Regions from separate parts of the Mus musculus genome. Here region 2 is linked to region 1. The links are chromatin loops, found by intact Hi-C in ENCODE. Cell type or tissue: left cerebral cortex. All regions are shown on one strand. Links, peaks and the distances in the headings refer to the core of each region. The heading gives the core; the rest is flanking DNA.

Region 1 (5,384 bases), core at 52-5,051:
GGAAAAAAAGTTATGCTGAATAATTGAGTCCTTGCCCACGTTTTGTAAGCATTGTTGATTCAAGATAGTGCCCAAGAAGGTTCAGCAGTATCTGGCTGACATTTAATGAGCAGAGTCTTGGTGAAAGGACCCAGCTGTGTGATCGCTGGGCTGCTGAGCTGGATCAGTGGGTGAAGGCCCTTGCCACAATGTGGAGCATAACTAAGGATAGAGTTAAGTGTCACAGATCAGTGGGACACATTCTGGGGAATGTGTTGTTGGTGGGTTTAGTCATTGTCATACCAACTCAAACTAGTCTGTATCAAATAGTCTGCATGGTGGTAGACAGTACAGTGTCACCAGGATCTCTGGATTATACTGTGCATGGTGACCGAGACATGAGTGCACAGCATGTACTGAACTTGACTGTGGGGCTAACTGAATGGGCTCGTCTTTGGGCAGTGCAGTGTTTCTCTAGTAGCTACCTGACATGACATAAAATTGCCTTGGTTTATTTATAAATTTTGAAACCTAGAATCTGTTCTTTATAAAAAGACAGTCAAATTTATGGAAAGTCTGTTTTTTGTTTTTTTCCCCCTTATAGTATGTTTGTATGTGTCTGCTACTTGAGTACTGTTCAGGCAGTTTATTTTATGAAGACTTCATAGAAAGTGGTGGTTCTCTCCTTGAAATACACAAATACCTATGCCGGCTTTGCATGCGTTATCTTTCATAGACTCTAGTGTCTGTGTGTACGCAGGCTATGAGTATGCTATGGTCCTCATTTGCTTTCCATTGCTGAGCTGAGGGAGGGGACCTTGTAAATGCATAACATATACATACATGCATATCTATTTATATGAACATTACATTCAACAAGAATAGATGTTATTTTAATATCCCTTAAGTCTGTTATGGTTTACTTCTACACCTGTTCCCCCTCCAAAAACAAACAAACTTCTTTATTTGTGTGTCTACTGAAAATCTGAAAAGAGGTAATGGAGAATTCCTTCTATCCTTATGACTCAGACATCTCACCTGATGAATCAAGATTGATCTGCTTTGGTTCTTAAAGAATATGTTTCATCTGTTCTCTCCTGGTGCTTTCCCTTGAGACAGTTGGCCAGTTAATCTGGACAGATCCCTAGTGTCTAGAGAAAATGTGTTTAAAATATCATACAGTCTTAAGACTGAAGTTGATCCTGTCTATGTATTTTCAGGCCTCTTTATAAGGTTAAGAGGCATGTGCTACCATGTCCAGTTAATTTATGAAGTGCTAGGAATGGACTACAGTGCTTCATGCATGCGAGGGAAGAGCTCTTTAGCTACATCCCAGCTCCAGGTGGTTTTCTATTTAAGGATTTTTTTAAATTATTTTTATTTTTTTATTTTATTTTTTGTCAGATACTAATTTCATAGCCTATTATTGCTGTGTTCATCACCTCTAGGTGCTTTACCAGTGAACCACAGTAAGACATAGATCAGCTACTGTGCAGTGGCTTCTTGAGCCCCACTCACCCCCGACCCATTGTAGTTGAGGCTCGATTGAAGCTCAGGCTGCACTCAGTCCTCTTGCCTTTGCCTCCTGATTGCCACGCTTTCAGTCTTGAGCTACCACTCCTTTTCTAGAAGAGCACAGAATCTAAGGGAATGGATCTAGTAGAGAAGGTCCGAAGTGAGCAGACATAGTCTTTTCAGCGAGGTAAATATTCTAGGCAATATATGTCTACAGGTTGGACTTTAAGAGGTGGTGCAACATGTTAAGTAATTGCTGAGTAAATAGTTGTATTTACTATGTGCAGAACAGAGTGTTGTGTCTCATCTCAGTAGGGTCTCACCATAGACCTTGTTGGCTTGCATCTTGCTGTCCTGTTCATTTAGCCATAGTAGATTGTAACTTAGCCAGAGGCAGAGCTTGCTTTGGACTGGAATGCAGATAGGTTCTACTCTGTAACCTATCTAATTAGCTTTTTAGGATCATGAGTTGTGAAGGAAGGGATAGTTCTGTGACAGTGTCTTTGTTGGCCTTTTCAGATGGCAACTCTTGGGGAAGCTCGCCTACGAGAGATGGAAGCTTTGCAGTCTCTCAGATTTGCCAATGAAGAGAAATTGCTGTCACCTGTCCAAGACTTAGAGATGAAAGTCTGCTTGTGTCAGAAGACTCCAGCCACTCCCATGATTCAGTGTGAACTCTGCAGGGATGCTTTCCATACTAGTTGTGTGGCAGCACCCAGTATTTCACAAAGCTCCCGAATCTGGCTTTGTCCTCACTGTCGGAGGTCAGAGAAGCCTCCATTAGAGAAAATTCTGCCTCTGCTGGCCTCCCTACAGCGTATACGAGTTCGTCTTCCTGAAGGAGATGCACTCCGATACATGATTGAAAGAACCGTGAACTGGCAACATAGAGCCCAGCAGCTGCTTTCTTCAGGGAATCTAAAACTTGTGCAAGACCAAGTGGGTTCTGGACTGTTGTCTAGCAGATGGCCAGCCTCAGCAGGACAGGCATCAGCAACAGACAAGGTGAGCCTGCACTTTGTGGGATACTGTGGTCTGCATAGCTCTGTGGTTCTGTCTGGTGTGGCCATTCCTGAGACCATCCCCTACCGGCCCCAGCATTCACGACACTGGCCTCTCCTTTTACCTTACCTGGGTTCTGAGGAAATCCGATCATCAGGCTTAGGCAGCACACCATCTTGCTAGCCCTGCTTTTCCTGTTTTGAGCAGAAGTCTCAGCTGGCCCAGAATGGTTTTTGAATTTACTGTATGTGATCTTCAGCTACTGTCCTGCCTCTATGCTGGGGCTATGGGCGGCATGTGAGACTGTTTAGTTCTGGGGCCTGAAAGTAGGACTTCATGCATCAGACACTTGAGGAAGCCAACCGAATTGCACCCCCACACTGAGGAGTCTGTCTCAGACATGCTATTTCTGTTGTACCTCTTCTGCATATAATTCTACTTCATTATCTGTAAGTGTATGCATGGTTAGTTTATGCATATACATTTTTGCTTGGTTGAATTTTCTTTTTCCTTTCATGTAAGTCCCGGGCTGGAAAGGGAAACCGCCACATGCCTGTCCTTTAAGGGAGAATAATGTGTGCAGAGTTCAGATGCGTTTACACGCTTGTGTGCGTAGGCCTCTGTGGAGCTGTCTACTTTGGTTTTTTGAGTCGGGGTTTCTTCACTAAAATCCAAGGCTGACCGACCAGTGAGCTCCAAGGACCTGCTTGTCCCCTATTCCATCGTGCTGGGACTAAGAACATATGCTACCATACCGAGCTTACTGTTTTTGTCTGCTTGCTTGCTTCAGTGTAGGTGCTGGAAATCAAACTCAGGTGTTTCATGCTTATGCATGAGGAACACATTATAAATTGAAATGTCTTCCCTGTTCACGATCTTCTTATGGAGAGGTAGAACCTTCTACCAGTTACCCTGCAGGTGGTCAGGTTCCCTTGGCTCCTGTGTGGGGGCTGCAGGAAGAGTGGTGGTAAGGAGAGTGCAGTTAGAATGGCAGTAGTCAGTTCCCTCCTTTTTCTTTAGATTTGTTATTTATGTGTATGCATGTTTGCCACATGTGTGCCTGGTACTGACAGAGGTCAGAAGAGGACACTGGATCCCCTGGAACTGGGTGCTGGGAATTGAACCCAGGACTCTACTGGAAGAAGTGCTCTTAACTCTGAGCCAACCCCTACAGCCCCTTTAATTTTTTAAACAGTTCCTTTGATCCTGTGAGTCCTGGTTATTGAACTCAAGTCATTAAGTTTAACGGCAAGCACCTTTCTCTCTTTATCTGCTGAGCCATTTTGATGGCCCCCTATCCCAATATATTTTCTGTAACAGATATTTACAAACTGGGTATAGTGCTATTCACCTGCACCCTTAGCTATTCTGCAGGGTGAGGTCACTTGAGCACAGGAGTTTAGACCAGGCTGTCCCTGCATCTCTCTAAACAGCTTGAGGACAGATAAGTCTAGTATGTTTGCCTGGGGTCTGACCCCAGCAAAGCATCACAAAGGTGGTGAAAGGTTCAGGATTCCCATGCCTGGCTGATGACAGCTCCAGAATTGGGTGATTCCCAGGGCACAGGTGTAGGGACTGGAAACAGCCTGTCCTACTTGAGCTTTTCCTCTGCTGGCATCTGAGTAGCAGCACCTGATGAAATATTGCAGAGTTCCGTGCACTTCTTGACCAGGGGTGTTCTGAGAGGTTAATTTGATTGATTATAAAGGGAAAGGACAAAGTTGTGACTGGTTTCTGAGACAGGGTTTCATAGAACCATGGATGTCCTCAACCTCCTGATTCTCCTGCTGTTCCCTCCCAAGTGCTAGGATTACAGGGGTGTGCCACCATGTCCAGCTCATGACGGTTACACGCCGGCTGAGTAATTTGTCGTAAAGTTACACAAGCACTGAAAGGTGGTAGGATCTTCTCTCTCTGGGGTCAGGCTGAGTTAACTTGGAAAGTTGGATGGCTTTGTTTCCATGAGAGTGGGTTTGGCTGGGTTTTAGGTGCTAGAGGAGACTTACTGAAAAAAAGAAAAAAAGAAAAAAAAAACCCAAAGCCTCCTACTAAGGTGTTTGTCTTCCATCAGGTGTCTCAGCCTCCTGGCACAACATCCTTTTCATTGCCCGATGACTGGGACAACAGAACCTCATATTTACACTCTCCCTTCTCTACTGGACAGAGTTGTCTCCCCCTCCATGGTTTGTATTTTATTTTGTACTATTCCTAGATGATACAAGGCCATCTGGCCTAGGGTTTTATAATAGATGATCTGGCATCCTAAAGAGCAAGTATGGTTTTACATGTGTGTACCATGAGCATTGTGGAGGCAGAGGCGGGATTTGGGCTACAAAGCAAGGAAGACATATTACTGTACATTTTCTAATGTTGATCATATTTGAAGATCTATAAACACAAAGGATACCTATTCTGATTTATTTTGACTACATTTAAGTTAGTCCTGTGCCATCTAGCACCAAGCACCGTGTATTCAGGGCAGATGCTAAGTCATGGACGACCTTGTTTGCGATTCTGGAGGATATTGAAAGTCATTCATATTTTAAATCTACCTCTTTCCATTCCCTTATGGGTGGCCTTAAATTTAATCTTTAGTCAAAATTATCTCTTTTTTAAACATTTGTTTTTTATTTTAATTTTGTGTGTATGGGTGTTTTGCCTACCTGTATGTCTGTACCATGTGTATGTGGTGTCTGTAGACTGTCAGATCTCCTGGGGGTGGAATTACAGACAGTTGTGAGCCACCATGTTAGTGCTATGAATTGAACCCAGGTCCTCTGGAAGAGCAGCCAGTGCTCTTTAATTTCTAAGCCATCTCTCCGGCCCTGGAAAATGATCTTAAAGTTCTGGTCCATGCTCCTGTTGCCAAGTGCTGAGATGACAGGTGT
Region 2 (5,384 bases), core at 56-5,055, 270 kb before region 1:
CCACTCAGGATCTTCTGGGAACAGCTACTATGGAAACCAATGAGCTAAGCTGAATTCAGTCTAAAGCAAGCCCCTCAATGAAGTCAGGCTATAGCTAGGGTTAAGCACAAGAAGTGAAGTACCTCCCAGGGGACAAGGGGTGGGTCGTCCGCCGTGCCAGCTGTCCTGCCTTCAGACATGCCCTGTACGTCCTGCTGCTCCATCAAAAATAATGGGCTTGGCTTTTAGGGGAAAACACTTCTGCTGCCATCACAACGGCTCCAGTGTCCCACACAAGCTATGCTACTGAAAAGAGAGAGAGGGGATCAAATACGAAAAGCTGGAGTCCGGGGAATGGGAAACTTCCTTTAGGCATGCTGGCAACTGAGTGCCATGCGATTACAGGCATGTAAGTGGTGAGGCCATGCACCAGGCACCTGCCACAACAGGACCCATATCCTCTTCAGAGGATCTCTAACAACACAAAAAGAGGCTGCCAGGTAGCCTGCCTTTACTACCTGGATGAAGAGCTTATTTTTTCAATCTACTTTGGCTTTCTAATCTATTTTTTAAAAGACATAGTAATGAGATTATAAAGATATGGGTATTTGAGACTTTGCAGTAGCCCTTGCACTGTGCACTGGAGCCGCTAAGATGTGTCAAGCATGAGGAGTTTGCCCAATCAATGCTGTCCTGCTCCATTGCCTGGCATGGTTAACTTTGTAATGATTACCACCCTCCTTGTAGTTAATCGGATAGGATTAAATGCTTCTAGGGAGGAAGACACTGTAAATGTGAGATGGGACACTGTCCACTCACATTACAAGCAGAAGCAGCTTCAGGGTGAAACTCTACTCATGTAACACACTACTCCTGCCCTAAATCCATCAACTAGCATTATAACCCGTTTGATGACCTACATTTGTATGTGTTGGAAGTGGAATCTTGATTACTTTCAAACAACAGTACCTTTTAATTCCTGGAATTAATACAACCTTAGAGCTCAACTAGGAGAGAAGACCACATCACATCTATGAGCATAAAGGAAAAGAACAGAAAGTGCTACAGAATGGATTAGAGTGGGTAGGACAGAGGTGTAAAAATGACCTACAAATTCAAAGGTAAGAGATTTACACAGTAGCCTCGGGTGAGGAAGGTAAGGGTCAAGACATCACCTTGCCTAAATAATTAAAATAGACCTACTTATTATTCAGAATACCAGAAGCTTGAATACAGTGTAGGGATATAAACTATGTAGAGAATACAAAGATAAAGGGAGCTTAAAACATAGGAAGATTTTGGAATCCTAACATCTATGAATAGACTATAGCACCTTATAATCTCTGAGACAAATGATCAGAGCCTGGCACAGGGTCTTAGCACGTAAAGATGTCTATACTTGAATCCTTAAAGCAAGATGCCGAGGTTACGTTAGAAACAGACAATCAGTAGAATTCCTTGTGTTATTTGTGTCATGACTAAGCATTTTGTGAAAACTGTAGTATACACCTACCATTCAAGTATTTTTTCTAGCCCAAGCTATCAAAACCATTTTATCTACAGTGATCAAATGTACAGTGCATAGAATTAAAATAGAGACTTAAGAAATACACTATAAGCATAAGAAAGCTTTAAGGAAGGATAGCAAAGCAGTCCAGCACAGCAGGGATGTGTCAGAGAAATGACACTTCTGAACCTACAAGTTTACATGAGCCCCCTAATGGTTGGGACCTACAGCCCTCCCCATTAAGAAGCTACAAACAAGACTCAAGAACAAGCCCACCATACAAGAATCCATTAGCCAAACCCCAACAGCAAGTTTCACTTACTTTGGAATTCTTCAGTGTGCTGGGAGTGCTTTCCGGAATGGCTGGATTCTTGGAGATTCGAGCAGCAAATGGTTCATACATATGATACAGAGATCGGATCACACATGCCCGGAGACAGCGCAGCTTCTCCATGGATTCTGGTCGCAGCCGCAAAGGCAGAGACGCATCCAGCGTGTAGTGCCTGAAACATGACACATGACTCCTACCAATATGTGACCTGCCTGCCTGTTCTTATTCAGCCTCCCAGGACCCCAACTTCCATGTGAACTTTACTCCACTATTGCACTGGTGGATACTAGTTTGCCCAGTTCTCACCACTACCATCACCATCTCCTGACATTATCCATGACTTTTGCTTCTTCATCTTGGTAACCCTGTAGTTTTCCATTTAAATCTGGACTATTTCAGGTTCTACAGAATTACAAGTCTCTGATTTGGAAATCATGTAATATGCTTTAGTTGCTCAAAAAGAATCTGTCACGGGGAAGAGCCACTTGGTTTCCCTGTCAGACATGTTAAGTTCTCTATCCATCCCTACCACATCCTACAGTTCATAAAGTCCACTAGACCTCTGTACCCCACATGAAAATCTAGCATGTTTATTCATCACGTAATAAGATACACCTCTATAGGAAGTCTAAGTTCTTCCAGAAGTAATACCATTTGCAAAAAGAAAAAAAAAAAAGATACTAGAAGGGGTAGGGTGGCAGCCATAGGAAAGACAATCACCTGCATGGATCAGTAACATAAGATTTAGAGAGATATCAACAAGTCCAAAGCTAGGGTTATGCCAAGGCATGTTAGGGAGAAAAAGTAGAAAGAGCCCAGGGGCAGAGCTCCAAATCACAAACAGCAACAAAATCAACTACAGAGAAAACACTGGCACTCAGAGGTCGCACCTTCGGTACAACCTGGTCCAAAAGGCAGCAGTGCAAGTGACAGTCCAAGCATTTTTACAAATCAGGGAAAAATTCACAATGTCCTCAGGACGGATATAGGAAGCCAGCAGCAGCCAAATATCCATAGGATACTCTTCTCCAGTGCCATCCGGGTCTTCTGAAACAAGAAGAAAATTCTGTGTTCTATTTATTACACACACACCAAAAGTGTTCATTCCAATTCTCAGCTAGCTGTACACTGAAGAAAATGGCTTTTGTTGTCTTGGTGTGTTTTTGTTTGTTTAAGACAGGGTTTCTCTGTGTAGCCCTGGCTGTCCTAGAACTCACTCTGTAGACCAGGCTGGCCTCAAAACCTGCCTCTGCCTCCCTAGCGCTGGGATTAAAGGTGTGTGCCAGCATGCCCAGCTAAGTATAGGGTTTTAAAACAGTTCCAAGGAAGCCCCTCAAGTTGATGGTTTCCTGGTAATTCCAGCTGCTAAGATCTTTGTTGCCCAAGTTACTGTCCTTGATGCCTTTGTTGTATGTACATGCATATGTACATACATTTTCTTGTATGGCCACATGTGTTGGCAGGTACACGTGTGTAGAGTCCAGAGGTCGATATCCAGCATGTTCTTCCATCATTTTTCTACCTCATATTTGGAGACAAGGTCTCTCATTGAACTTGGAGCTCACCAGCCAGCTAAAGATGGCAGCCGTTGAGCTCCAGGCACCCTTTGGCAGGGTTAGAGACCGCACAGTTGGACTTGTCTTTTTACATGACCCGTCTCTCCAGCCCCACCCTATTCACGGTCTTTAAAAAAGTGTGTGTACGCGCATGCATGCACCCATGGAAAAACGTGTGCATAAAAGAATCCATGGATTCCAGAATGAATGTCAAGTTCCTTGAAGCTGGAGTTTTAGGCATTTGTCAGTTGCCTGATGTGGGTGCTAATATCATACAGGTCCCCTGAAAGAAAAGGGTCCTGGTTGGTTTGGGGTTTTATTTTGTTTTGTTCAGCACAAACACAAGGTAGAGTTGTGTGGTAAGAGAGAAGCCCAGGTGACTACTGGGATCTGATTTCATACCTTCAAGTTTTTGTAGAAAGTGCTTTACCAATTAAACCTACCTAACTAAAACCTTTAAAAAATTCTATTTGTGTATTAAGTTTTTAAAGTTACTTTGTGTATATTTTCTTTTTCTTTTTTTTTTTTTTTTTGTTTTGTTTTGTTTTTTTCGAGACAGGGTTTCTCTGTGTAGCTCTGGCTGTCCTGGAACTCTCTCTGTAGACCAGGCTGAACTTGAACTCAGAAATCTGCCTGCCTCTGCCTCCCAAATGCTGGGATTAATGGCGTGTACCACCACTGCCCAGCACCTATGTGTATATTTTAACAATCAACAATAATTCAATTGAATTAAGAAAACTATTATTGGGGCTGGTGAGATGGCTCAGTGGGTAAGAGCACCCGACTGCTCTTCCGAAGGTCTGAAGTTCAAATCCCAGCAACCACATGGTGGCTCACAACCACCCTTAATGAGATCTGATGCCCTCTTCAGGTGTGTCTGAAGACAGCTACAGTGTACTTACATATAATAAATAATAAATTTAAAAAAAAAAAAAAAGAAAACTATTATTAAGCCTGATGTCATAATAAGAAAACAGACACTGGGGCTAAAGAGATGGCTCAAAAACTAAGAACACTGTCTCAGTTAAGGTTTCTATTGCTATGGTAAGCACGGGAGCAGAGCAGCACGTAGAGAAAAAAGTTTCCTTCTTACAATTCTCAAGTCACAGTTCATCACTGAAGGAAGTCAAGGCAGGAGGTGAAACAGAAGCCATGGAGAAGTGCTGTTTACTGGTGTGCTCTTCATGGCTGGCTCAGTCTGATTTTTATTACCACATTTTAATTATTTAGGCCACAAGTGTCACAGCATGAGCATGGAGGCCAGAGACAAGCTGTGGGTGTCACCTCTCCCTTCCCTGATGTGGATCCTGGGAATTGAACTCAAGAGAGTCAGGCATGGGGGCAAGTATTACCAGCAGAGCCGTCTCATCCGTCAGACCATCTGATAGGGTGGTGCCACTTACAGTGGGCTGGGCCCTCCCATATTAATCATTAACCAAGAAAACACAGCACACACTTGCCCGCAGCACAATCTGGTAGGGCATTTTCTCAACTGGGATTCTCTCTTGCCAGATAACTCTACCTGTGTCAAGCTAACAAAAAAAAAACAAATAAAACAAAACAAACAAAAACCCAGGACACTACTTACACGTGATACACAAACACACATGCAGGCAAAACACCCACACACACAAAATAAAAATAAATAAACCTCAAAACCCATTTTTTTAGTTTTTTTAAAAAGGTATATTAAAAAGAACAATGAAACTAAATAACCTTAACAACAGAAAAGGTAAATTATAGCATATATTCACAATCAACACTCTACACATGTTCTAGTTTTCATTTTTATTATTTGTATGTTTGTTTTGAGGCAGAGTCTCAGGTAGGTCAGGCTTGCCAACTTGATAGTACACCTTGAACATCTTATCTTCCTGTCTCCACCTACTAAATTCTGGGGTTGTAGGTATATGACACCATGTTGGCTTTATGTAGTTGGGATCAAACCTATGTCTCAGCTGAGCTACACAAGCATCAACCTTTGCCACATTCTAGTTATCTTGTACTTCAG

Evidence for each region. Hi-C counts contacts between places; a loop is a spot of excess contacts. Peaks named below come from ENCODE experiments on the same cell type or tissue, not always from the same donor. Only the 100,000 strongest peaks of a DNase experiment are listed, where the experiment ranks them.
Region 2: a loop joins it to region 1, with 2.4 times the contacts of the local background. A loop is called at or near these places in 8 of 42 quality-filtered maps.

Annotation. Positions count from the first base shown.
Region 1 is chr1:134,622,698-134,628,081 of GRCm38, forward strand. It overlaps Kdm5b (lysine (K)-specific demethylase 5B), which reads left to right. Exons shown (of 27, transcript NM_152895.2): 23 at 2,014-2,499; 24 at 4,568-4,679. Among named protein-coding and RNA genes, the nearest start is that of Kdm5b, 65 kb to the left of the region's middle. In left cerebral cortex, for the core only: no CTCF peak of the experiment used is centred there; DNase peaks (open chromatin) are centred at 2,146 and 2,887; H3K27ac peaks cover 379 bases.
Region 2 is chr1:134,352,853-134,358,236 of GRCm38, forward strand. Tmem183a (transmembrane protein 183A) reads right to left here. Exons shown (of 8, transcript NM_020588.2): 4 at 2,708-2,864; 5 at 1,809-1,989. Among named protein-coding and RNA genes, the nearest start is that of Tmem183a, 6.5 kb to the right of the region's middle. In left cerebral cortex, for the core only: no CTCF peak of the experiment used is centred there; no DNase peak of the experiment used is centred there.